3 separate regions of the Mus musculus genome follow, and all the other regions are linked to region 3. The links are chromatin loops, found by intact Hi-C in ENCODE. Cell type or tissue: gastrocnemius. All regions are shown on one strand.

Region 1 (8,000 bases), 440 kb before region 3:
GAGAGAGACGAATTGAAAAAGAAAAGTGACTAGCCAAGGAGAGGGACAGGAAGGGAAGGGAGACCTGTTGAAGTGAGCCATGGCCCCCAGACCACCCCCACTCAGAGAAACACACTGAGGGCTTCACCTTTCTGTTTCCACCAGGTCTCCTTGCTGCTTGCCCCTCCTTACTACCAGCACGGGGACCGGATTGAGGCCCTGACTCCTGGCCTTTGGCCAGTGCCCTTGCCCTGTGTCTGCCCAGCTCAGCAGAGATTGCCAGGCTGTGGAGCACATGCCCCAGAATAGTGCTATGATGCTGCTGGGTGACATTCTATCGCTGGGCCACAACACCAAGTGGCGCCTCCCACCCCCAAAAGGAGAAACCTGGGGACATTGGGTGCCCTGGATTGCCAGGCTAGGAGGGTATAGTTGTGTGTGAGAAGCCAGAAGCTTGTCTCTGGGTGCACCTCTTTTGGCCTGTCACTCATACTGGTCTTGGTGCTCTATTTTTGCTACCTGGCTGTTGCTGTATAGGGAAGCCCCAGTTCCCATGACCTGAGCAGAAGGGCCCACTTAGCCCAGGCCCACTTCAGTCCTTTGGGGGTCTATTACTTTCCAGGGCAGCTTGTGTCCCTAGTGGGCATGCATCCATGGACCTGAACTGGAGCCTCCGTCAGGATTTAGCTGCAACTTGCTCTCATCTCTCAGGGATCTATGTAGTACTGGTGGGAAGGCAAGCCAGGTTGGCCCAAGTAGCTGTACCAATATACTGCCTAAGGCCAAAGGCTCCTCCCCTCTGCCCTTTCCTAGTGTTAGCACAGATACTAGTCATAGCCCAGACTACAACAGTGTTTTTGGCATTACTTTTTTTTTTTTTAATTCCATCTAGACAGGCAGACAGAATTCTCTCTGCTGGGGTATTGAAGCTCCCATCGTAAAAGGAGTGGGACCTACGTTGGTATCCCATAGCCAGCAGTTCCTTGACAAATGCTCTACTCTGAGAGGACAGATGACACCTCAGGTGTGGCTTGCTTTTTTGAGTCCAGCTTAAGAGCAATTGAGGCAATGGAAGGACCAAGAAAGGAGAGGAAAGCAGATAGGGCCTAGGCCTTATGTCTGGTCATTTGGGATGTGCTTTTATAGTTCTGGACCTGAGGGTGAGAGGGGCCTTCTTCTACGGGCAAGGGCAACAGTGAAGAGGAAGCACAATGATGTAAACTGGGGATGGAAAGGCAGAGCCTTTGAGGTGGCCTGAGGAGGCCCTTGTTTCACCTCTGCTTTTCTCTTGATGCCCAGTGATGTTTCAAAGAACTGGCACACAGACTCGTATTGCACAGTGTTTCTTTAATTGAGAGACAACTGACCTCATAAGCAGCACTCCCTCTTGCTGGGTGCAACTGACCATCACCTCCTACCACATCAGGGACCCAGGGGTGAGGGAGGGGACCTAGCCATCTTGGGGAGAGAGCAGGGGCCAATGCAAACTGGTTCTGGCGGCTCTGATGGCCTGCTGAGCCTCTCCAGGGGCTAGGAAGCTCCTTGATCCTCGTCTTGATAGCAGAGTATGAACCCTTTCCTGGACAAAATGGACAGGATTCTGGGCCTCCACCTTCCAGCTTCCTCCAGGGTTGGGGGGTCAAGTTCTGGGTAGGGCAATCAGGAAGATAGTTGCCCCATATTTGTTTGTGGAGGGACTGGCTAGAGACCTGTGAAGCAGAAAGCAGCCTGGGGCAGATGATCCGTGTGTGTGTGTGTGTGTGTGTGTGTGTGTGTGTGTGTGTGTGTGTGTGTTGTCAGAGAGAGACAGATACAAAGATAGAGAGATACACAGAGACAGAGAGACAGAAATAGAGACAGACAGAGATATAGGCAAGGAGATACAGAAAGAGACAAAGATGGAGAAATATGACCTAGGTCCAGAGATGGAAGGGGACAGGTCAATAACTCCAGAAGGAAGAAAAGTGTCAGGAAGCATAACAGGGTTGGAGAGAGGGAAAGATCCAGGAGTTAGTACAGCCAGGTTGTAGCTGGGATTGACAGGTAGTGAACTTGTTGAAGAGAGAACACCAGAGGATAAGGGCAGCAAGCAGAGCCCAGGAGAGCTGGAAGTCAGACATGAGCAAGGAAGAGGAGGAACACATGCCTGGATGGAACAATGGCGGTGGCAGTGTGCTCTATCCATCTTTCCTAGCCCCTCTTGCCAAAAACATCTGAGTTTCAGGATGAGCAAGAAGAAAGATTTATAGGGAGTCTCTGAGTGGACATGGTTGATGAATGTTAAATTTCAAAGGTTGAGGGGAATGGGTGAGAGGGCCAGGCCATGTGCATATATGCATGCTTAGGAGTCAGGGGGAAGCTGTGGTGGGGCAGTGAGTTAATATTGGGGAACAAAGGTGTTGCTTCTTCATCTGGCTATGTTCCTCAGAGACTCTCACCAAGGCCACCATGGTGGCAACCACTGCCTCTACTTCTTATAATTTCCAAATTGGATGGCCAGGCGGTCAGTAACGCAGCGGAAGGTGGCAGGCTGCACTTCCCAGTAGGGCACAGGGTTGTTGAAGAGGCTGATGCCATTATAGTAGGCCCTCTTGACTCCGAAGCCCATAGGACAGAAGTCATTGATGCCCACCTTGGTGATGTTGTTGGAGTGCAGATAGACAACCTGGGGGCAGAGGGAATGTATCTGAGGCTTTTGTCCAAGGATCAGTGACCCAGAGCCATCCCAATCTGTCCTAGCCTGGGTAGTTGCTGTAAGTTGTAGGCAAGATGGAGAGTAGAAAGGTCAGGCCTGCCTTCACATCGGACCCCATCAATCACTTCTTAGTGTCATTTCATAGTCACCCTTTGAAGGTGATTCTTCTCAGGGTTGAGAGGAGGGCATACCGGAGTATGTTAGTGGGTGTAAGCTCTGATTAGGGCACAGGTATTTGGCTGGACTCAGGTCAGGATGAAGGGCTCAAGTGCAGTGTATAAACGAGTGGTGAGTTGGGATGGGTGGGGTGGAGGCTGTGTTTGGTAGAATGATGCTGTAAAACAAAGCAAACTTTGATTCTGACATGATATCTGTGTAGGAAAGACAGTGCCGAGCTAGAGAAAGTATCTAAGGAGCTAAAGAGATCTGCAACCCTGTAGGTGCAACAACATTATGAACTAACCAGTACCCCGGAGCTCTTGACTTTAGCTGCATATGTATCAAAAGATGCCCTAGTCGGCCATCACTGGAAAGAGAGGCCCATCACACACACACAAACTTTATATGCCCCAGTACAGGGGAACGCCAGGGTCAAAAAAATGAGAATGGGTGGGTAGGGAAGTGGGGGGGGGGAGGGTATGGGGGACTTTTGGGATAGCATTGGAAATGTCATTGAGGAAAATACGTAATAAATTAAAAAAAAAAAAAAAAAAAAAAAAAAAAAGAAAGACTGTGCCTTAGGTTAGGAGCTCACTGGTGATAGAAAGGTTACTGGCCACTAGAGGGTGCTCTTAGCCTGGTATGGGAAGTGCTGCCCTAGAAGAGGATGAACGTGCTTTCTACCATTATGAATGGATCTGAGCTTAAACAAACAAACAAACAAACAAACAAACAAACAAACAAACAAATAAATAAATAAATAAAAAACAAAACAAAACATAAATAAAATTGAGGTCCAGAGTAAGGTTGGGAAAGACCTAGTTTGCTCATGTGTTTGGAAGCTAAGTCAGGGAAGGAGACTCCCCTTTTCCAACCACAAACACGAAGCAGACACTGTTCCACTGAGGCCTGGATGAGTACATGAGACCCAAAAGTGAATCTAGGTCTTATTCTGCTCTCTACCCTGTGCCCCTTTATAAAGGGAGACAGGAGATCCAGGCAGTTAAGAGGCTGGTGCAGAGAATGGACCTTCTACAACTCCCCATCTAGTCTTGGAGAACCAGCTCTCACCTGGAGGAGCTTGAGATCTGGGAGGCCAGCAGGCACCCGGGACAGCTTGTTGTTGTCCAAGTGAAGTTCCCTCAGGGTAGGCAGAAAACTCAGGCTCCCATTCTCAATCATCCGAATCTGATTGTGACCTAAGCCCAACCTGAAGGTAAATGAATTAGAGGTCGTCAGAGGCTGGGGGAGAGGAGGACTCTGGGATAGAGCACAGGGACCTGGGTGCCACCCTATAACCTGCCCCATTTGCTAATGGATCCCTGCATCCCCCAAGGGCTGCCTCAACCCCACCTGTACAGCTTGGAGTATCGAAGTAGGTCCTCCAACTCAATAGCCTGGATTTTGTTGTGGTCCAGGTGAAGTTCGTTCAGGGTCTCAGGGAGATCTACCCAGAAGAGAACATGCTGGGAGGTAAGTGCAGGGTCTGGGGCAGATAAAAGGCCCATTCTCTGCTCAAGTACACTGTGCAAGGCCCATCAATGCTTTTGGAGGTTGGGTATTGACACTCTCCTACCTTTGGGGATGCCAGTGAGCTTGGCCTCTGAGATGCGCAGGTAATTGAGCTTCAGGCCATCAAAGGCTCCTGGTTCAAAGCCACTGTTCTCCAGGGGATTCCCGCCCATCTCTAGGAGAGAAGTCCTGTGAGCCCTGAAGCCAATCTCCACCAAAGCCTGTTCTTTTCTGGACTGCAGCTCTGCTGATTGCTTGCTCTTCCCACTTCCATAGAAAGCAGGTTGTGAATTTGCACCGCTAACTACAAATTCCAGCTGTTCTGCATGACTAGCTCAAGGCCTCTGCCACTATTCTTGGTCTTTGGGAGTTGGGAAGCAAGAGGAAACTGTGGGGACCCAGAAAGCCATCCAACGTTTGCTGCTGTGGTGGTCCACTGCCCTTCTCCCTTTCTCTCTCAGTCCAGTCGGTGTCCTATACCTTCCTTTTACCCATATTGTTTTTTTTTTTTTCCAGAAACATACTGGTCTTTTTTAGACTATATTTGAGACTCTTTCTTCAACCGAGCCTTTATAGCCACCACAGTCTTTTTCTTCATGTCCCAAAACAAACATCTGGAACATTCTGAGGCACACAGGGCTTTTCCATGACTACATGGACCCAGCTGCCCTGGCTGAAAGAGATATCCTCTACCTGTCTCCTTTATGCCTGATGCTAAGGTACAGACTAGTCTCACCAATGCAGTTCATGTTCCGGAGCCCGCTGAACACGCCCTTGGGCACTTTGCGGATACGGTTGTCATGGATTCGTAGTTCTACCAGGGAGCTGGGCAGGTTGGGAGGAATCTCCACCAGGTGGTTCTTGGAGATGTAGAGTTTTTGCAGCTTCCGCAGAGGGCTAAAGGCCTTCTCATGGATCTTGGAGATCTTATTGTTTACCAAGACCAGGGCCTAAAACGGGGCAGGCAACCAGGGTGAGCACCCCAGCCCCCCACTCCACCTCCCCTCTCCTCTGCCTCCTGAACTTGCTACTGATGGCACTTGGGAAACATCTGAACCTTTAATGGTCTCATGGAGATCAGTATGTGTTGGTGAGTAGAGTGTAGGGCAAGGAGCTGAGGTTAGCTCCAAGCTGCCCTGGTAATGCCATCACTGCCTAGCATACTTTGCTAGACAGTTTCTCTAAGAGCTATGATGGAATACACTTTCTGTGTTGTTCAGATGAGTCAACAAAACGTAAAGATTTCTGTCAAAAAAAAATGGGACCTGACAGATTTCGTCTTGTACCCATACATATAATGCATGGTTTTGGGCGTTCTCATTACAGCCAGCTCTAGACTTATCTCAGGACTCCATCGGTTCCCACCCCTCTTCCCAACCTCATTTGTGAGTACCCTTCTTCCAAGTCATAGGAACATCAAACTCCTCCTGGCTCCTCAGAAAAGGCAGGAGGCAGGAGGAGGCTTACGTAGAGGTGCTGGAGGCCTTTGAAGTCATCCTTGCGAAGCTCAGAAATGTCATTGTTCTGCAGGTCTAGCAGTGTGGTGTCAGGTGAGATCTCCTTGGGCACAGTCTTCAGACCTGGGGGCCAGCATCATCACCAGCATAAGCCTGGCTCATCCAGTCTGTTGTCACAGCTGGTGTAAAGGGGGTGGGTACATACATGCATATGGACACACACAGACACTGGGAGAAATGCAGGGACTCTGAGCACCCTCATACACCTCAGCCTGTGGTGACTCAACCTCCCCACTCCTACAGTTTTAAACCCATCTCACAGGGTAGCAAATGTATTCTTTTTAGTAAGGGCTCCCAGGCAGGGCCTGTGCTTCTCTGTACACTCTTAGCCTAAGTGCTTAGTGACTCACCCAAGTCAGAGCACTGAACAACCCGCAGGTGGCAGTGGCAACCGAAAGGACACATGGCACTGAAGGTAGGTGTGACAGAGTCCAGGTCGGGGACACCTGAAGTGGTGTCTGAACCTGAAGCCTCCTCATCATTCATCATGAGCAGCCCATCATCCAAGGTGAAGTCCCAGAAACCCTTCTGCTCAAAGGGCAAGGCCTGGCTCAGGGCCAGCAGCAAGGTGAGTAGCCACAGGGGACACATGGTCAATGTTCCTGGGAGCAAAAAGTGAGAAGAGCTGTAGGTTAGTTTATCCTCCCAGCAGTAGTAGCTAGGGTTCTCTCTCTCTCTCTCTCTCTCTCTCTCTCTCTCTCTCCCTCTCCCTCCCTCTCCCCCCCCCTCTCTCTCACACACACACACACACACACACACACACACACACACACACACACACACACACACAGAGAGAGAGAGAGAGAGAGAGAGAGAGAGAGAGAGAGAGAGAGAGAGAGAACACAATATTTCGACCTTAACCAGGGATGGCTAGATGGGAGCAGAGAGAGGGAGGAGGTGTGGGTAAGAGGCGCCAGTCAGGGTAGGAGTGCTGGCTGGCCAGGAGGGTGTCTCTTTCCACTCCCCTCCCTTTCCTGGAAGGACTTGGTTTCATTTGGGCAATGAAATGTCTTTGAAATTAGCTCAAGGCTGCCTCCCCACGAGTCAGCCAGAGCCCGCTTCACTGCCTGAGGTTGGGGGTCAGTGAGGCCAATTGGAGGCTGAGATGAAGCACAGCTATTGGCCCCACAGGTTACCCCTTCTGAGAGTGAGCCTGGAAGATTTGGATGCTATTAGTTTAACTGGGCAATGAGTGAGTCACCCCCTTCACTGCCTGAGTCCCTCCACAGTGCCCATGTTGGTCTGAGAAGGCCCAGAGGCCAAGGCATGAAGTGGGAGAAGAGAGAGAGGAAGATGGGGATGGGGGGATGGGAGGAGGGGAAATAGATTCTTCAATGCTGTAGCAGCATCAAGCAAGGGTCCTGGGAATTAGGGGATCAACACTTCATATCTTCCTTCCTCTCATTTCCCAGGACTCAGGGTGCAAAAGTTCCAGGCTTCCATATCTACCTCTACTCCCTCTTTGTGCCCATGGACCAGGCATCCTGGAGAAGATCTCAAGGAGAGTAGATTGCTGCCAGAGAAACAGGGCAGGGTCAGGCTTGTCTGTAGGCCCCCCAGGCGGAGACAGTGTGATGGGGGTGGAGACTCTTCATTGCCCGAGCCTGCCCCAGCACCCACATCTCCTGTTTCTTTCTCCTGCATTCCACCACCCAAGCAGTGTGTAGTCTGCAGGACAAGGCCAGAGCCCTTGCTTCTTTTACCACTCCTCTTTGTCCAACTCCATGGCAAAGGCTCAGGGTATTTTAGTCACTTCACCTCATTTGCTAAATAGGGAATCCATGGTGGTCTTGATGGCCTCCCAGGGATGGATGTCTGGGGTTGCCCTGGTGTAGGGGTAAATAGGAAGTCTAGCCTCCAAAAGGCTTAAAGCACCCCCAGCTCAAAGAGTCCTCTTATAGAGCACATGGTGGTGGTGAAATTGGGGTATTTGGTGCTCCATCTGGGATAAATAAGCCTTCCGAACTCAACTGCTAGAGGCAAAAGTGGAAGGAACCCAGCTGACAAGGGGGTTATGCTGACTGCTTGCTGCTTTGAAATTCTTAGCACCAGCAGAGGTGTGTGTGTGTGTGTGTGTGTGTGTGCATGTGCGTGCATTGGCAGAAAGGGGAGGCTGGGACATCCTGGTTTGGTTAAAC
Region 2 (8,000 bases), 380 kb before region 3:
AGGGGTTGGGCCAAGGCACCAATTGTGGACTGTATCTGTTCCCCTCCTTGATGGGCTAGATCTGGGCCTGGCAGCAAAAGGAAGAGGACCCTGGGTTAAAGTCTAAGCACTTTCTTTTGTGCCTGTTTGATAAGGTGATAGAACAACGAAGGTTGGGTTGGAGATCCAGGAAAGGGAGGAGGGAGGACGGACAGAAGTAACAAGATTCTGGTTACTTGATCCTGGCCCCATGAGTCCTCTTTAAAGTGTCTCTAGATATGAATATGTATCAGAAACTACTCCTAGCACCAAAGGCCTCATGAGATGGGATGGAGCATCAGGAAGTGAGGTTCTGTGTAGTATAGCTTTGACCTGAGATGGCTATAGGTAGCAGGGCCTTGCTCTCATGTCTTTAGCCCTCTGGCTTATGCCACTTGTTCTGGCAGCTCTAGGCCTCATTGTTCCTGTGAGAACATCAGCATGTCTGAGCCACCCCGGGCTGAGACCTTTGTATTCCTGGACCTAGAAGCCACTGGGCTCCCAAACATGGATCCTGAGATTGCAGAGATATCCCTTTTTGCTGTTCACCGCTCTTCCCTGGAGAACCCAGAACGGGATGATTCTGGTTCCTTGGTGCTGCCCCGTGTTCTGGACAAGCTCACACTGTGCATGTGCCCGGAGCGCCCCTTTACTGCCAAGGCCAGTGAGATTACTGGTTTGAGCAGCGAAAGCCTGATGCACTGCGGGAAGGCTGGTTTCAATGGCGCTGTGGTAAGGACACTGCAGGGCTTCCTAAGCCGCCAGGAGGGCCCCATCTGCCTTGTGGCCCACAATGGCTTCGATTATGACTTCCCACTGCTGTGCACGGAGCTACAACGTCTGGGTGCCCATCTGCCCCAAGACACTGTCTGCCTGGACACACTGCCTGCATTGCGGGGCCTGGACCGTGCTCACAGCCACGGCACCAGGGCTCAAGGCCGCAAAAGCTACAGCCTGGCCAGTCTCTTCCACCGCTACTTCCAGGCTGAACCCAGTGCTGCCCATTCAGCAGAAGGTGATGTGCACACCCTGCTTCTGATCTTCCTGCATCGTGCTCCTGAGCTGCTCGCCTGGGCAGATGAGCAGGCCCGCAGCTGGGCTCATATTGAGCCCATGTACGTGCCACCTGATGGTCCAAGCCTCGAAGCCTGAATGCCAGTGCCATCCATTCATCCAGGCTCTGAGCTACATCTTTGCTCTCTGTAGCACCTTTGTGGCCTTCCTCAGCCCTGACCTACCTGGCCATAGGATCCTACAGCCTTCTCTGTACTCCACTATCAGTTGGGCACCTTCTGGCCAGCCTGTGAGTTGCTCTTTCAGGGCTTCCATCTTTCATCCCATTTCTCAATAAATATCACCAACTATTTACCAGCTGATTTACTGGCCAGACTTCTCTCCGCCCATACCCAAAATTATCCAACCAAGGCACAGAAGGGCCCATGCTGGCCTGATCCTGTGGTGAGCTCTGTGAGTATGTAGAGGGGAAGATTCTCAAAAGGGGCTTGTGATAGGTAGGAGTGCTAGACCTTTAGCCCTGGCTATCTCTCTGGTATGTTTCATGGTCCCCCTGAGTGTTGCCCCTCTTTGCTAGGCCCTTGGGATAAGCAGGCTGAATCCTCCAGAGAGGGGATTGAAAGCAGTAACTGAGCCTGCAGAGAGCTAGTCCATGCCTTCCTTATTCAATGCCCAGCTCCAACCTTTACCCTCATTCTTCTCTGATCCTGCTCTGCAATGTAGCGCCAGTGAATTGATAATTGGGCTCCAGGAAAAGACAGGCATCTCTAATCATTTGTGGACATGGCACACGAATGCCACAGGAGGGGCCATCCAGGCAGACGAGGGTGCCAAGTTGACCTGAGGCATAGATGAGAGTGGCACTCATGCCAGCTCTCAGATCCTTCACAGAATGATTTATTTGGGCAACTTCTCACCGGCTGCTTCAGCTGGACTTCGGGTTTCTGGTGACCTGCCTGTGGAGCCCCACCCTGAGGCACTCCTATCTTGTGGTAAGTCAGACCAGGTGAGAGCTGTGTCACCAAATGCTGGGGCAGGTAAGAAGGGGTGGGGTGGCCACACCCCAGAGTGACTCGCATGAGCAAAGCCTCCAGCCTCCAGCCTCCAGCCAGCCTGGCCCGTTTGGGAACCCCTAAGTAGGTCAAAATGACCAGAGAGGCTTCAGTGTGTGTGGAGGCAGGGTAAGAAGACCAGAACACTGGTGATAGCTGTGTCAGAATAATCACATGGCCTGGCTGAGACTGAGGGCAGTGGAGGTTACAAAGGGCTGTGTCTAGAAGAAAGGCAAGATCTTATTTGTGTGTTTGTTGTATCTCTCAGGCCTTTATCTCCTGGCCAGGCTCATGTGGGCAGTCTATACAAGAAAGTGGTACCCTTAGAATACTGTCCCTGCTACTACATAATGACAGATTAGAAAGGCTCAACTCCAGGATCAGCTGGCTGCCTTCTCTATACCTTATGACACCTCCACAGTGGTCTTGTTTTATGTTTTTCCCTCTCTGAGGTTGAGGTTTCTGATCAGACATCCAAGAATCCTTGGTCTAATGGTCTTGGGTGCTGTGCCCAAGTCTTTCCTGGCTTTCTAGGAAAGTAAATGTGTTTGTGTGTTTCCCACCCATGATGAGCACTGGTCGGCTCACAATTTCCTTTCTCCTAATGAATAAGTTGAAAGTAAATAAGCAGAGATATGTCTTAAAACTTCACATGCTCACACTACCAACAATGATGTGACCATAAAGGTGGCACTCTGATTTAATCTGCACTATTAACATGTTCCCCATTATTTTCTCATGTCAGGGTAGTCAACAAAGCAGGAATAAACTGAGCACTGCTGTGTCCTGGTCCATTGACCTCTGTGGGATAGCTCTGTCACTGTGCCAAATAGGAAGACGACAGAGTACGCACAAAGTTATACAGGAATAGATTTGTGGCATCACACTATAGCATTGATTTCTACTGTAGTCTGCTAGATGTTCATCAATACACAGTAACAGTAAAATGTGGTTAGTTAAGATGTGATAGATCTGGATAGCTTCTTTCTTTTTTGTTTAGTAAAGTATAACTTAAGTTTTCATTTATATTATTTATTTACTCTTGGTTTTTGGAGACAGGGTCTCATGTATCCTAGACTGCTCTTATAGTCTCGATATAGCCACGGCTGGCCTTGGACTCCTGATCCTTAGGCCTCTACCTCATAACTGCTGGGATGATAATCTGATGTTTGTTTACATAAATTAATTTCTAATAGATGTTAACCTTGCAAAATTTCCAAACATTTAACATCATTTGAATGACTAGATAAACAACAACAAAAGACTGACCGTCACATGCTCTGTTGCCAGGGAGGGAGGATGGACGGCTCCTATGCTTTTGGTGACACTATAGGTGGTGCAGCTTCAATGGAAACTGGCTGGAAAGTGTCTGGAAGGGTTAACTGAGCAGCCATCATGAGATCCAAGGTTTCACCCTTATGTTTCCCCAAGAGAACTTTAGAACACATGCAGGACCACTTGTGTTTTAAAGGGCTCCCAAGTAGATGTTCCCCAGTAGGATGACTGGCTGTACAACTCATGTCACATCTGCAACCGGGGATGCTGCTCAACAATGTGTATATAGTATGCTCCTGAGACTACAGTCTGGATGCAACATGGAGTAGTGATGTGGCAGATAGAGTATCACTAGGCCTGTGAGGAAGCTAGGCAAGACAGCAAGGACTGCTTTCCTCATTTCCATGGATTATAGAGCTCAAGCATACCCTCTCCCCACTCTCTTTCTATTAGGGACTTGATTTCCCTTAGCCCCTTTATTTTCCTTTTAAAATTCCTTTGTGGAGCTAGAGATGTCACTTAGTTGGCAGAGTGCTTACTCAGTATGTACAAAGACCTGGGTTTCATGCCCAGCACCAAAACAAAACAAAACAGGTGTTATAGTGTAGACCTAGAATTCCAGCACTTAAGGTATAGAGACGGGAGGATCAGGAATTCAAGGTCATCCTAAGCTACAAGGCCAGCCTGGGACACAGGAGAGTTTATCTTTAAAATAATGTAAAAGGTCTCTTGCATCTTCTCTTACTCTGCTGCTATATCAATAGTACCATAGATTGTATGACTTATAAGTACCAGAAATTCATTGATCATAATTCTGGTGCTTGGATATCCAAGATCAGGGTGCAAGCAGGTCATATTTGGCTGAGAATTTCATTTTTCATAGATGGGACTTTCTTGCTGTGTTGTCACATACATGATAGAAGAGACCGGCTCAGTCCTTGAGATTTCTTCTAACAGTGCTAATATTATTCACAGGAACTTTGCCCTCATGGCTACTCCCCTCCTAAAGGTCATACCTTGGTGATCAGGTTTCAACACATGAACTTCAGTGGGGACAAAGACTCAGAACATAGTATACCTGCATACATACACTCCCATTTTTCTCTTTCTCTCTTTTTCTCTGTGTTTCTCTCTCTCTCTCTCTCTCTCCCTCCCCCCTCTCCCACACACACACACACACACACACACACACACACACACACACTTTCCCTCACATTCTTCCTTGCATCTTCCTGCACACTCATAAATTTGCAAAAATAGCATTTGACTAGGTGTTGTTTCTTAAAAGTCATAAATGCCTTCTTTGAATAGTTTTAGCCAGTTTTAATGGATTTTAATTTATTAACATAATCTTTTTTTATTTTCTTAGCATCTATGCTGATGTCTCCTTTCTTATTCCTACACATATCTTAACAAGGATTGTGAGAGAGATTATCTGTTTCATTGGCTCTTTCATTTGAGCTTGCGTATGTGTGTTTATGCGTGCACATGTACATGAAGACACCAGAGGGCACTCTTCACCTTATTTTTTTTGAGTCAGGATCTCTCTCACTAAGCCTTGAGTTCATTAATTGGCTAGACAAGCTGGCCAGAGAAGCCTGGGGATTCTTCTATTTTCCTCAGTCAGTACTAGGGTTACAAATGTATATTGACTTGCTCAGTTTTTATATGGGTGCTGGGGATACAAACTCAGGTCCTGATATTTGTGAAACAGGTGGTACCACTGAGCCAGGTCCATATTCCTCATTGACCCTTTTAAAAGTAGAGCTTTGGCTTACTCTTTCAGTTTGTTTGTTTGTTTATTTATTTATTTATTTTCCTTTGTTAAGTACTTCTGTTTTTCGAGACAGGGTTTCTCTGTGTAGCCCTGGCTGTCTTGGAACTCACACTGTAGACCAGGTTGGCCTCAAACTCAGAAGTCCGCCTGCCTCTGCCTCCCGAGTGCTGGGATTAAAGGTGTGTGCCACCACCGCTCAGCTATTAAGTTCATTTTTTTATTACCTTGATTATTTCCATCTCTGGTTTAACTTTAGATTATTTTCTAATTTTCTGAGATGAAAACTAATCTCCTGAACCATCTTCCTTATTGGATAACTGAGGTCGTCAAAAATAATTGTTTCTCTCAAGGATCAGACCACACCCCAAAGGTTTGCTATTAGACACTTTGTTAGCTTGGCATTAGAGATAGCTCGTGGTTTCACTTTTCATTTCCTTCACAATGTAATGCTTGTATAGACTGTCCTGACTTCTCAATAGTGAACAATTTTTTAAAAATCATTCCTTTATCGTGTATGTGTGTGTGATGTGCACATGCCATATTGCTCCTGTTGAAGTCAGAGGACAACTTTCAAGGAGTCGTTCTTGCCTCCCTCTATAGTTTCAGGGGTCAGCTAGTCAGAATATGTAGCAAGTGCTTTTACTTCCTGAACCAAGATAACCTTTAAACGGGATGTAGAGTAGGTCTTATGTTTTCTAGGGCTGTCATAACAAAGTATACCCCAGTGCTGGAAGTCCAAGATCAAGCTCTCATCAAAGTGAGTCCCTTCTGAGTTTTTCAAGGAAGCCTGGTCCGCTCTCGTTCCATGGCTCCTAGTAGTTTCTGCAACCTTGGCCATTTTGTGGCTTGTCTGTACATATAGAACTCTAATTTCTACTCTCATCTTCATATGACATTCTCCCTATGTACCTATCTCTGCCTGAGAAGTCCTCTTTCTATTGCTTCTCAGCCATACATGGTTAGAGCCCACCCTCATGATCTTCTCTTAACTTAAGCTCTTAACTTGAACTACAGATTTCATCTCCAAACTTGCAACCCTCCTGCCTTAGCCTTTCTAGTGCAGAGATTATAGGTGTGTGTCACATGCCTGCTCATAAATAACTTTGAAAAGTGTTCTACATCCTGGAAAATGTGTCTCCTTAAGAAATGTTGACATTTATCCATAGTTCTAAAATATAGCTTAACAATTGTACTGCTTATCTGTCCTTGCTTATCTATTACATCTGTCCAGTTACATGACAATGCTACTCCAACATAGTTATGTCTTATTGAAGTATTCCTTCATGCCAAATAGTTTTTTTTTCAGTATAAATTTAATCGCTATATGCTTGTGCTTATGACTTTATGGCTTTATTAGTCAGGATTCTCACAGTGTCTCAGAATCTATCATCTCTTCATCTATGGGAGACTTCAAAGCACTGGCTCACAGAATGTAGAAGCTGAGTGGTGACTGAGCCAACTAGCAACTGAGGGTGAAGCTATGGTTAAATCCAGGGGCCATCAGGAGCAGAATCCTTTCCTCAGGGTAATTTCAGACTTTTTAAATAAAGCCTTCAGCCGATTGAACAAGATCAACCTACACTAGGGGGAAAGATAGCTTTATTCAAAGTCCACCAATTTAAATACCAATCTCATCTAAAAATTATTTTCACAGCCTCATCTAGACTGGTGTTTTACCAAAGTCTGAGTTCTATATAGCCTGGTCAAGTTGGTAAATAAAATTATCCCCTGACTTTAGCTTAGTGCCTTATCATCCACAAAGCTAAAGCGATCCCACAGAGCACTTGGCTGGCCGCTCTGCTAGGTCAGACATTTGGCCTCCTCCCTGAGGTCTTTGTCTTGCAGCTTTGTTTCTAGTGCAAACTCCCCAAGTTTCCACTTTGCTCCCCGGTGCAGTGAGTGGCCTTGGCTAGCATTAGAACCTAAGGGCTGCCATTTTCCCCTAGCTTCTACAGAGGCCAAAGAGATGCTCCCATAGCAACCTCCTGAGGCTTCAAGAGATTCATTCAATTTTGTTAGATTCCCTGAAGCACCTTAAAATTAAGAGTGTAATCCAGAAACTAAGCATTATACAGGTTTCATTTTAATTTAGCAGTGTGGACTGTTTGATGCTAAAGGGAAACCATCTTTTATAGCTCCCAATTTCTCTTAAAGGTGATTATTAAAATTCTGCCTTGATAGGAAATTGGAGCAGGTTAGTAACTTGCTATGGCCACACCGCTCCCAGCGTGATTGGATCTCTTACCTAGGCTTTTTGTTTTCAGTCCCAGCACCATTTGACTTAAAAGTTGTTATTTAAGTCTGTGTGAAGGAAGGAGGGGAGCGTGTTCTGCAGTAATAGTTCAAAGCTGACTTTGGTGGCAAATGCCTAGTCCAGCACTCCAGAGTTAATGGCAGGAATTCAAAATAAGCCCAGGCAACATCACCTGAAAAATAAATAAAAACCCAACCTAAACAAACAAAACAAAACCTAAGACTATCAACAAAAAATATCCAAGTAATAAAAAATTTCTACAGGCAAACATAAGATAATATCTTAGTGACATTTTTGACAAGAGTTCTTCATTGCAACCCCAAATATATAAAATACAAAATTTAAATATGCTATTTGAAAGAAAACATTTGTTAAAAATGTATTTGATGATGAACTAGAACTCTAATTCTTTGTAAGAAAATAAACAATTCAATTGAAATGAGAAAGAGATCAACAGGCTCCTCAAAGGAAATGTGAATGACCAAGTACATACAAAGCGAGTCATGAAGGAAATGCAAATCAAAAGCACAAAGAGCTACAACTTTCCATACACTAGGATGACTACCCTCAGACAGACAGACAGACAGACAGACAAGTGTTGGTGAGCATG
Region 3 (8,000 bases):
GAGTGGGTGGGTAAGGGAGCAGGGCAGGGTAGGGTATAGGAGACTTTCGGGATAACATTTAAAATGTAAATGAAGAAAATATCTAATAAAAATTTATTAAAAAAAAAAAAAGAACCTGTTCCAAGGCAAAGAGCAGTACATTGAGCATTGACTTGGACTTCTGGGTTCCCAATCTGAGAGACAATGTTTCTGTTGCTTTTGCCACTGTTGTAGGTACTGTTTGATTGTCGTAACAGAATAGGATGACCAGGGCAACTTATAAAGCAAGCATTTCATATATATTATCCAATATATACAAAGAACTCAAGAAGCTGGACTCCAGAAAATCAAATAACCCCATTAAAAATGGGGCACAGATCTAAACAAAGAATTCTCACCTGAGGAATACCGAATGGCAGAGAAGCACCTGAAAAAATGTTCAACATCCTTAATCATCAGGGAAATGTAAATCAAAACAACCTTGAGATTCCACCTCACACAAATCAGAATGGCTAAGATCAAAAATTCAGGTGACAGCAGGTGTTTTGAGTAAGGATCTTTTTGCATTTTGCATTTCTTTGATTGTTGTGCCCATGTTCTCTATGGAATCTTCTGCACCTGAGATTCTCTCTTCCATCTCTTGTATTCTGTTGCTGATGCGCGCATCTATGGTTCCAGATTTCTTTCCTAGGGTTTCTATGTCCAGCATTGTAGCACATTGGGTTTTCTTTATTGTTTCTACTTCCGTTTTTAGGTCTTGGATGTTTTTGTTCAATTCCATCACCTGTTTGGTTGTGTTTTCCTGTTTTTCTTTAAGGACTTCTACCTCTTTAGCACTGTTCTCCTGTATTTCTTTAAGTGAGTTTTTAAAGTCCTTCTTGATGTCCTCTACCATCATCATGAGATATGCTTTTAAATCCGGATTTAGCTTTTCAGGTGTGTTGGGGTGCCCAGGACTGGCTGAGGTGGGAGTGCTGGGTTCTGATGATGGTGAGTGGTCCTGGTTTCTGTTAGTAAGATTCTTACGTTTGCCTTTCGCCATCTGGTAATCTCTGGCATTAGTTGCTATAGTTGTCTCTGGTTAGAGCTTTTCCTCTCGTGATTCTGTTAGCCTCTGTCAGCAGTCCTGGGAGTCCAGCTCTCTCCTGAGTTTTAGTGGTCAGAGTACTCTCTGCAGGCAAGCTCTCCTCTTGCAGGGAAGGTACACAGAGGTCTGGTGTTCAGACCTGCCTCCTGGCTAAAGATGAAGGCCCGAAACAGGGCCTGTCCCAGAAGCTGTGTTGCTTCTGCAGTCCACACTCTCACCTAGGCAGACTGGTCTCTGAGGGACCCAGGACCCAAGATGGCTCCCTCACCTGCCCCAGCAGTCCTCTTATCTGTCTTAAACTCAGAATATTAGACTTTTCAGTCCATCTGGGGATTTCAGATTATTACCCTTCATTCCAGACACCGAGGAGAGATTAAGATGAAGGGTGTGACATAGTTTCTCATTGTCTGCTTCCTGTGGGGAGGAGACAATGGTGGATGAGGCTAAGATATAAAGGGGCAAGTTTACTTGATATAACAGGATCAGAGTTTTCAATTGATCAGTTGCAGCAGATTATGCAAAAGCTATAGGTGTGTGTCTTAGTCAGGGTTTGTATTTTTGCACAAAGCATCATGACCAAGAAGCAATTTGGGGAGGAGAGGGTTTATTCAGCTTACACTTCCACAATGCTGTTCATCACCAAAGGAAGTCAGGACTGGAACTCAAGCAGGGCAGGGAGCAGGAGCTGATGCAGAGGCCATGGAGGGATGTTACTTACTGGCTTGCTTCACCTGGCTTGTTCAGCCTGCTCTCTTAGAGAACCAAGACTACCAGCCCAGAGATGGCACCACCTACAAGGGGACCTCCCTGCTAGATCCCTAATTGAGAAAATGCCTTACAGCTGGATCTCATGGAGGCATTTCCTCAACTGAAGCTCCTTTCTCTGTGATAACTCCAGCTGTGTCAAGTTGACACACAAAACATTGTGTATCTCCATTGCACAACACACCCATGGAATAAACCTGAAATCCTATCACAGAGTGGTTTATTATGCACAAATAACTGTTTCACTATCATACCATGAGTCACATCTTGTCTGACTGGTCAGGGTTCTAGCAGACATGATCTGCCACTGGATAACTTCCCTGGTGCCTTTTCTCCACTGGCAGCTCACATAGCACCATCCAGTAATATGATCAATAGAGAGCAATGAGGGTGTTTCCTCCTTTTTGTAGGGAATGATGGCTAATACAGATATGCATAACTGCCCAATGTACTGAGAGTAAGTGACTGGAGCATGCTCAGCTTCTTATCTGTTCTCCAGGCCTAAGGAACATAACAGAAGACAGGTAAGGACTTAAAAGCTAGACTATGGATACCTGCACATGACTGGGCCTTCCAACTTTCCACCGTGGACAGGGGAGATGCCCATGTGGCCTCATTATTTCCTCAGGAGCTATTGGCAATAGTTGTTAGTGAAGGAAGTTTTTTTTTCTCTAATAGGGGCAGCCACTGCTGGGACTTGATGGGAGGAAGGAGTTTGGAGAGAAGGGAAGAGTAATAGCAGAGTGTGATGGAAGGTTGTGTATAGCAATGCAGTGTGTGTGTGTGTGTGAGAGAGAGAGGGGGGAGGGGAGAGAGAGAGAGAGATTGTTTTTAAAAAAATGAGTGGAGGAACTGTCAGGACCAGGTGGGAAGGAGTTCAGAGAGAGGGAAGGAGGGCTAGCATAGTCTAATGGGAAGTGAATATTATAACAGTTTACAATATACTGCCTGGGTATATAACTGTCAAAGGAAAAAAAAACAGGTAGGAAAAAAAAAGCCCTGGCTCTGACAAATTTGCTCTTCCACTTCTGTTTTTACATTTAAACAAATAGAGGCTCCATGACCACTGGGACTAGACAAAATGTGGCTCCACAGCTAGGCCTAATCTCTCTCTCTCTCTCTCTCTCTCTCTCTCTCACACACACACACACACACACACACACACACACACACCACACACACACACACACACACACCCTGACCTCATTCCCAATCCCCCAACCACACTCCACCCCCTGCTTATTAAATGCACAGGGAACTGAACTCCCACAACAGAGCTGGGGCGTGGCTGAGCTGAACTCATTAGTGGGGGATGGAAAAAAGAAGGGCTGTCTTTTTGAGATCAGGACAAGTAATGCAGTTGCTTCAGCAGACTGCCCATGTGAAGAAACCCTGGAGTCCTCCACCATAGCTAACCACCTCCTGAGATAGGAGAAATGGGAGTGGGGGATGGGCAGCAGGAGCTCGCTGGGCCAGCCAGGACCATTTGTGGTCATCTACCACCATCTAGCGGTCAGCCCGGACATTGCCTCAGGAAAGGTTCGGCAGATGCCAGTCTCATTAGCAGCCATTTCACGGTTTGTACTGTCGCTTTTCCCTGGGGTCAGTGCGACTTGAGCTCAAGGCTGCAGGAAATGGCTGCTTGCGCAAGCGTACTCTTACTTAGTCTCCGGCTCTGCTAGCGACTGCCCCTGGTATATTCATGCGCCTGCGCTCATCACAGGCTTGTAGATCACTAAAATTTAGGCTTTAAACGCTTGATTAGTCTGCTATGGAGTCAACACACAGAACACACAAACAGATATATATGTTCTGTTTCTGTTTCTTATGTCTCCGGAATTTGAAAAAACTGGTCTACTCCCCCCACCCCCCATCCCCGTCCCCTTTTACATCTTAAAGTGTGTATTTCCAATGAGATCATGTACACAAACACTATAAAGTGCAAAAAGAAAAAAAGAGAAACAAACTAGAAAGCTATGAAAACAATGTCGATGATGGGGTTTATATGCATATCTTCTGACTTCCCTTTGATATCTTATTTTTTATGAAACAGGTGGTATATGAAAAAGAGGATGCAAGCAGACGCTGCCATTGCCCACCAGTGCCTAGTGCTTAGCATCTGATAGTAAAGGGCAGCATAGTCATTTTCTACAACTTCCAGCTGATAGGAGCTTCACATGAATTTTAAGAGGAGCACTTTTGTTGTTGTTTTTCGAGACAGGGTTTCTCTGTGTAGTCCTGCCTGTCCTGGAACTCACTCTGTAGACAAGGCTGGCCTCGAACTCAGAAATCCACCTGCCTCTGCCTCCCAAGTACTAGGATTAAAGGTGTGCGCCACCACTGCCAGCACTTTTAAACCTATACTTAGAAAACAACCAAAGAAAATTTAAAATCTCGAGCTTGTGACTTTTTGGAATCTCAGTATAACAATAGCACAGAGAGGGAAAGAAATATGAAACATTTTTACATACCTTGTCACCCCCTTTCACTTTATAACCTGCATTTACACATCTTAAACACTTTGTAGTGAAAAAGTAAAACGTAAAAACAAAATTCTAGGCCTTTAGGCCCAGGCTTGGGAATGTGACCTCTGTGACTCAGTGCTCCAAGGTATGCTAATCATAAAACAGATAGCCACATTCCTCCACCCACCTGCTTCCTGGGTTCAAAGAGTGTTCATTCAAAGAATGTGCTATTGTTAGGGGCTCTTAGAAACTGTCTTGAGAGATAACCTGAACAAATACCAGGTATTCCTTGTGACACTTGTGACTTTGCACTTCCTTGTGACTCTTAACTGGTATCTTTGGTATTTTTTTCCAACAACGCCCTCCCCACTTCCTTGAGTTGTGGTTTCTGCCTTTAAATACCCCAGCTACTCAGGGCGCCACGGTCCTCTACCCCTGCGTGGTGTATGACTGTGGGGCTGAGAGCGCTCTTGAATAAAAATCCTCTTGCAGTTTGCAGCAAGACCGTTTCTTGTGGGTGATTTTGGGGTGTCACATCTCCTGAGTCAGAACGTGGGGGAGTCCTCAGATTGTGGGTCTTTCAGTAGACCCACACAGCTTAGAAAGTGTTCACATTCTCGGATCCATATAACTTGTATTTATACACCTTACAGCATTTTTTTCAGAACTTACATAAACTTTAAACATGTTTTTTCCCTGTCCAATTATCTACCACAAGGCATAGGTGGTTGACTACTAAGAGCAGTCACTGCAAAGCAGTTTCCTTTAAAATGAAGGAGAAGTAAAAAGTTAGTTCGAAAGCTGTTTTATGAGTTGATCTCTTTCAGCATAAGGTCTGCCAGCAAGGGAAACTGGGCCTGTGTCTTTCTCAGCAGGAAACCTAGCCGCTCTAGAAACAAGTAAACCCTGTGTGTGTTTGTTTGTTTGTTTGTTTTGCTTTACATAAGAAATGAACTAAGAAGGCAGCTACCAATCTATAGGGCCAGAGAATAGAATGTGTTGTGCTGAATGAAAATGCCTCTCATTGGGGTTGGCATTACTGGAGAGAGTGTATTTATTACCTGAGGCTGGGCTTTGGGATTTCAAGTGCTCAAGCCAGACCCAGTGTCTCATTCTCTTGCTGCTGCCTATGGATCCAGATATAGAACTCTCAGCTATCTCTCCAGCACCTGCATGCTGCCATGTTCTTGTCTTGATAATGGACTGAACCTCTGAACTCGTAAGCCAGCCCCAATTAACTGTTGTCCTTATAAGAGTTGCCTTGCTCATGGTATCTGTTCACAGCAGTAAAACCTTAACTAAGGTAGTCAGGGTTGGCACACACCTTTAATCCCAGCACTTGGAAGGCAGAGGCATGCTGATCTCTGACTTCCAGGACAGCCTGGTCTACAGCCTGGAGTGAATTCCAGGACAGTCAAGGAAGACTACACAAATAAACCCTGTCTCAACAAACACCCCCAAAACACCCACCACCATCAACAACAACAAAAATCCATAACTAAGACACCATCCTAATACCAAACTCAAAAGATCAAAACAGCCTGAGCAAATGCAAGACAGACATGAAAGTGGGCAACCAATAGAGGCTAAAGAGCTTAAGAGCCTGTCTAGTTCTTTTGCAAAGAGGACCTTATTCATACCCCTAGCCTTGTACTGGGGACCATTATTCACATTTTTTTCTTTCCTAGGGCCACAGAGAGGCCCCCTTCCAAGCTCTCCACCAGACGCCGCCTCCTCTCCCTCTCAGATATGTGGCGCCACAGGTATAGCATGTCATTGGCATAGTCCAGCCAGCTCTCGAAAGACTGACCCCCACAGCCAGGCTCTTCCATCCCAGAGAAGTGTCTCAGCTCCTGGTAGGCCATGTTTTCCAGGATGGGCTGCAGGGCTTGGCTCCACTGCTGGGTCCAGGCTCCAGCCCCATGTGCCCCTCCTGCCACATCAAAGGCCCCTTCCTCACCCGAACCTCCTGCCTCACCTACAGCTCCTGCCAATCCTACAGCTCCTATGATCCCTGCAACCCCCATGTCCCCTGCAGCTCCCTCCTCATCTGACATCCCTGCTTCACCTGCAGCTCCTGCCTCATCCTCACCTATAGCTCCTGCTTCACCCAGAGACCCTCCACCGTCCACAGATCCTTCATCCCCTGCAGACCCCTCGTCACTCCCAGACTCCTCATCCCCTGCAGACCCCTCTTCACCTGCCTCTAAAACTCCTCCCTCTCCTGCAGCTCCCACCTCACCTGCAGCTCCTACCCAACCCATAGCTCCTAGAACACCTACAATCCCCATGTCACCTCCAGCCCCTTCCTCTTCAGACATTCTCACAACCCCTGCCTCAACTACATCATCTTCCCCATCCAGAGCCCCCTCGTCTGACAGCCTTGCTTCATCTATAACTCCTGCCTCATATATAACTTCTGCCTCGTCTATAAGTCCTTCTTCATCTTCTGCTCCCTCCTCATCCGACAAGCTTGCCTCAGCTGCAGCCCCTCCCTCCACTGCTCTTCCTGCCTCACCTGGTCCTCCCTCCCCCTCTGCTCCTTCCTCATCTGACAGTCTTGCTTGAGCTGCTGCAGCTCCGGCCTCCTGTAGGAAGGAGACAGGAGCTGCAGCTCCTCCTCTGGCCTTACCTGCTCCTTCCTCGCCAGGCATTCTTGCCTCATCTGTGGCTCCTTTCTCAGCTGGTCCTCCTGCCTCGCCCACAACCCGTCTCATCTATGTCTCCTTCCTCAACTACAGCCCCTGATCTGCCCGAGACCCCTGCCCCACCTGAAGCCCCTTCCAAAGCTTGCCCATGAGCCTGTGCAGGGAAATTGAATGTATCCTGTGACTCGACTTCAGGGACCGGAGGCAGGAAGATCACACTCCAGGACCCCCTATTATTTGGTATTTGTTGGGGGATCAAACTTTGGTTTAAATTGTCGGCGAATTCAACCAAAGCGACCTTTGCTCCAATCTCCTTTCTGAAGACCTTGCCAAGCACTCGGTACCTGCCCAGGGGCCTGAGGGCAGCCTCCACTGCCTCCTGAAATTCTTCTTCTTCACAGTCATCGGGGATGCCCAGGATAAGCAGTGAGCGCTGGGCATTGACCCCCATCCACCCACACCAGTCCTGCAGAATCGCCAGTGCCATAGCAGTGAACTTAGGAGGTACCATGACCAGTCAGGGATGTGTCTGATTGTACTAGTCTCTTCCTCAGCCTGTGAGTGAAAAAGACAAAATTGAATGTTGGTACCAGACAGCCCAGCCTATACTATCTCCAGCAGGGACCTGTGGTTGTTTGAATAAGAACTGCCTCCATAGGCTCATATATTTGAATGCTCAGTTAGCAAAGAGTGGAACTCTTTGATAGGATTAGAAGGATTAGGAGGTGTGGCCCTGTAGGAGGAAGTGTGCCATCTGATACCTAGCAGCTGGAGCCCTTACTAACACCATATGCTACGGGGTCTAGCAGAGGATCTGGAGTGTCCAGAAAACCTTGAGACCCCTTCCTCAGTTGCCCCACCCTGACACACACTAGAATCTTATGAGTCCCACTGCCATTATCACTGCCCCTTTGCCACCAGAGCCACTTCTGCAGCCTGGAAACCTCACTACTCCGAGTCCTAGAGCTGCTGGAGAAATGCTATCACCTCTCTGCAGATGTCTCCATCTATATCCATTGTAGCAAGTGGTGACAATCTTATCTCTTCCCAGGGTGT

What was found. Hi-C counts contacts between places; a loop is a spot of excess contacts. Peaks named below come from ENCODE experiments on the same cell type or tissue, not always from the same donor. Only the 100,000 strongest peaks of a DNase experiment are listed, where the experiment ranks them.
Region 1: it touches region 3 in a loop (24-fold over the local background); 12 of 42 quality-filtered maps call a loop at or near these places.
Region 2: a loop joins it to region 3, with 22 times the contacts of the local background. A loop is called at or near these places in 18 of 42 quality-filtered maps.

What each region holds. Positions count from the first base shown.
Region 1 is chrX:73,489,243-73,497,242 of GRCm38, reverse strand. It overlaps Bgn (biglycan), which reads right to left. Exons shown (of 8, transcript NM_007542.5): 2 at 6,213-6,464; 3 at 5,813-5,925; 4 at 5,082-5,295; 5 at 4,410-4,520; 6 at 4,187-4,280; 7 at 3,905-4,043; 8 at 1,307-2,644. The coding sequence starts at 6,453. The coding sequence ends at 2,447. Among named protein-coding and RNA genes, the nearest start is that of Bgn, 9.6 kb to the right of the region's middle. In gastrocnemius, CTCF peaks have their summits at 3,467 (motif pointing right) and 6,232 (motif pointing right); DNase peaks (open chromatin) are centred at 207, 3,458 and 6,325; H3K27ac peaks cover 2,289 bases.
Region 2 is chrX:73,427,099-73,435,098 of GRCm38, reverse strand. It overlaps Trex2 (three prime repair exonuclease 2), which reads left to right. Exons shown (of 2, transcript NM_011907.4): 2 at 426-1,394. The coding sequence starts at 460. The coding sequence ends at 1,170. It also overlaps a transcript of Zfp92 not described here. Among named protein-coding and RNA genes, the nearest start is that of Trex2, 4.2 kb to the left of the region's middle. In gastrocnemius, a CTCF peak has its summit at 4,877 (motif pointing right); no DNase peak of the experiment used is centred here.
Region 3 is chrX:73,049,437-73,057,436 of GRCm38, reverse strand. It overlaps the pseudogene Gm6858. Among named protein-coding and RNA genes, the nearest start is that of Pnma3, 11 kb to the left of the region's middle. In gastrocnemius, a CTCF peak has its summit at 3,339 (motif pointing left); a DNase peak (open chromatin) is centred at 3,347; H3K4me3 peaks cover 417 bases; H3K27ac peaks cover 573 bases.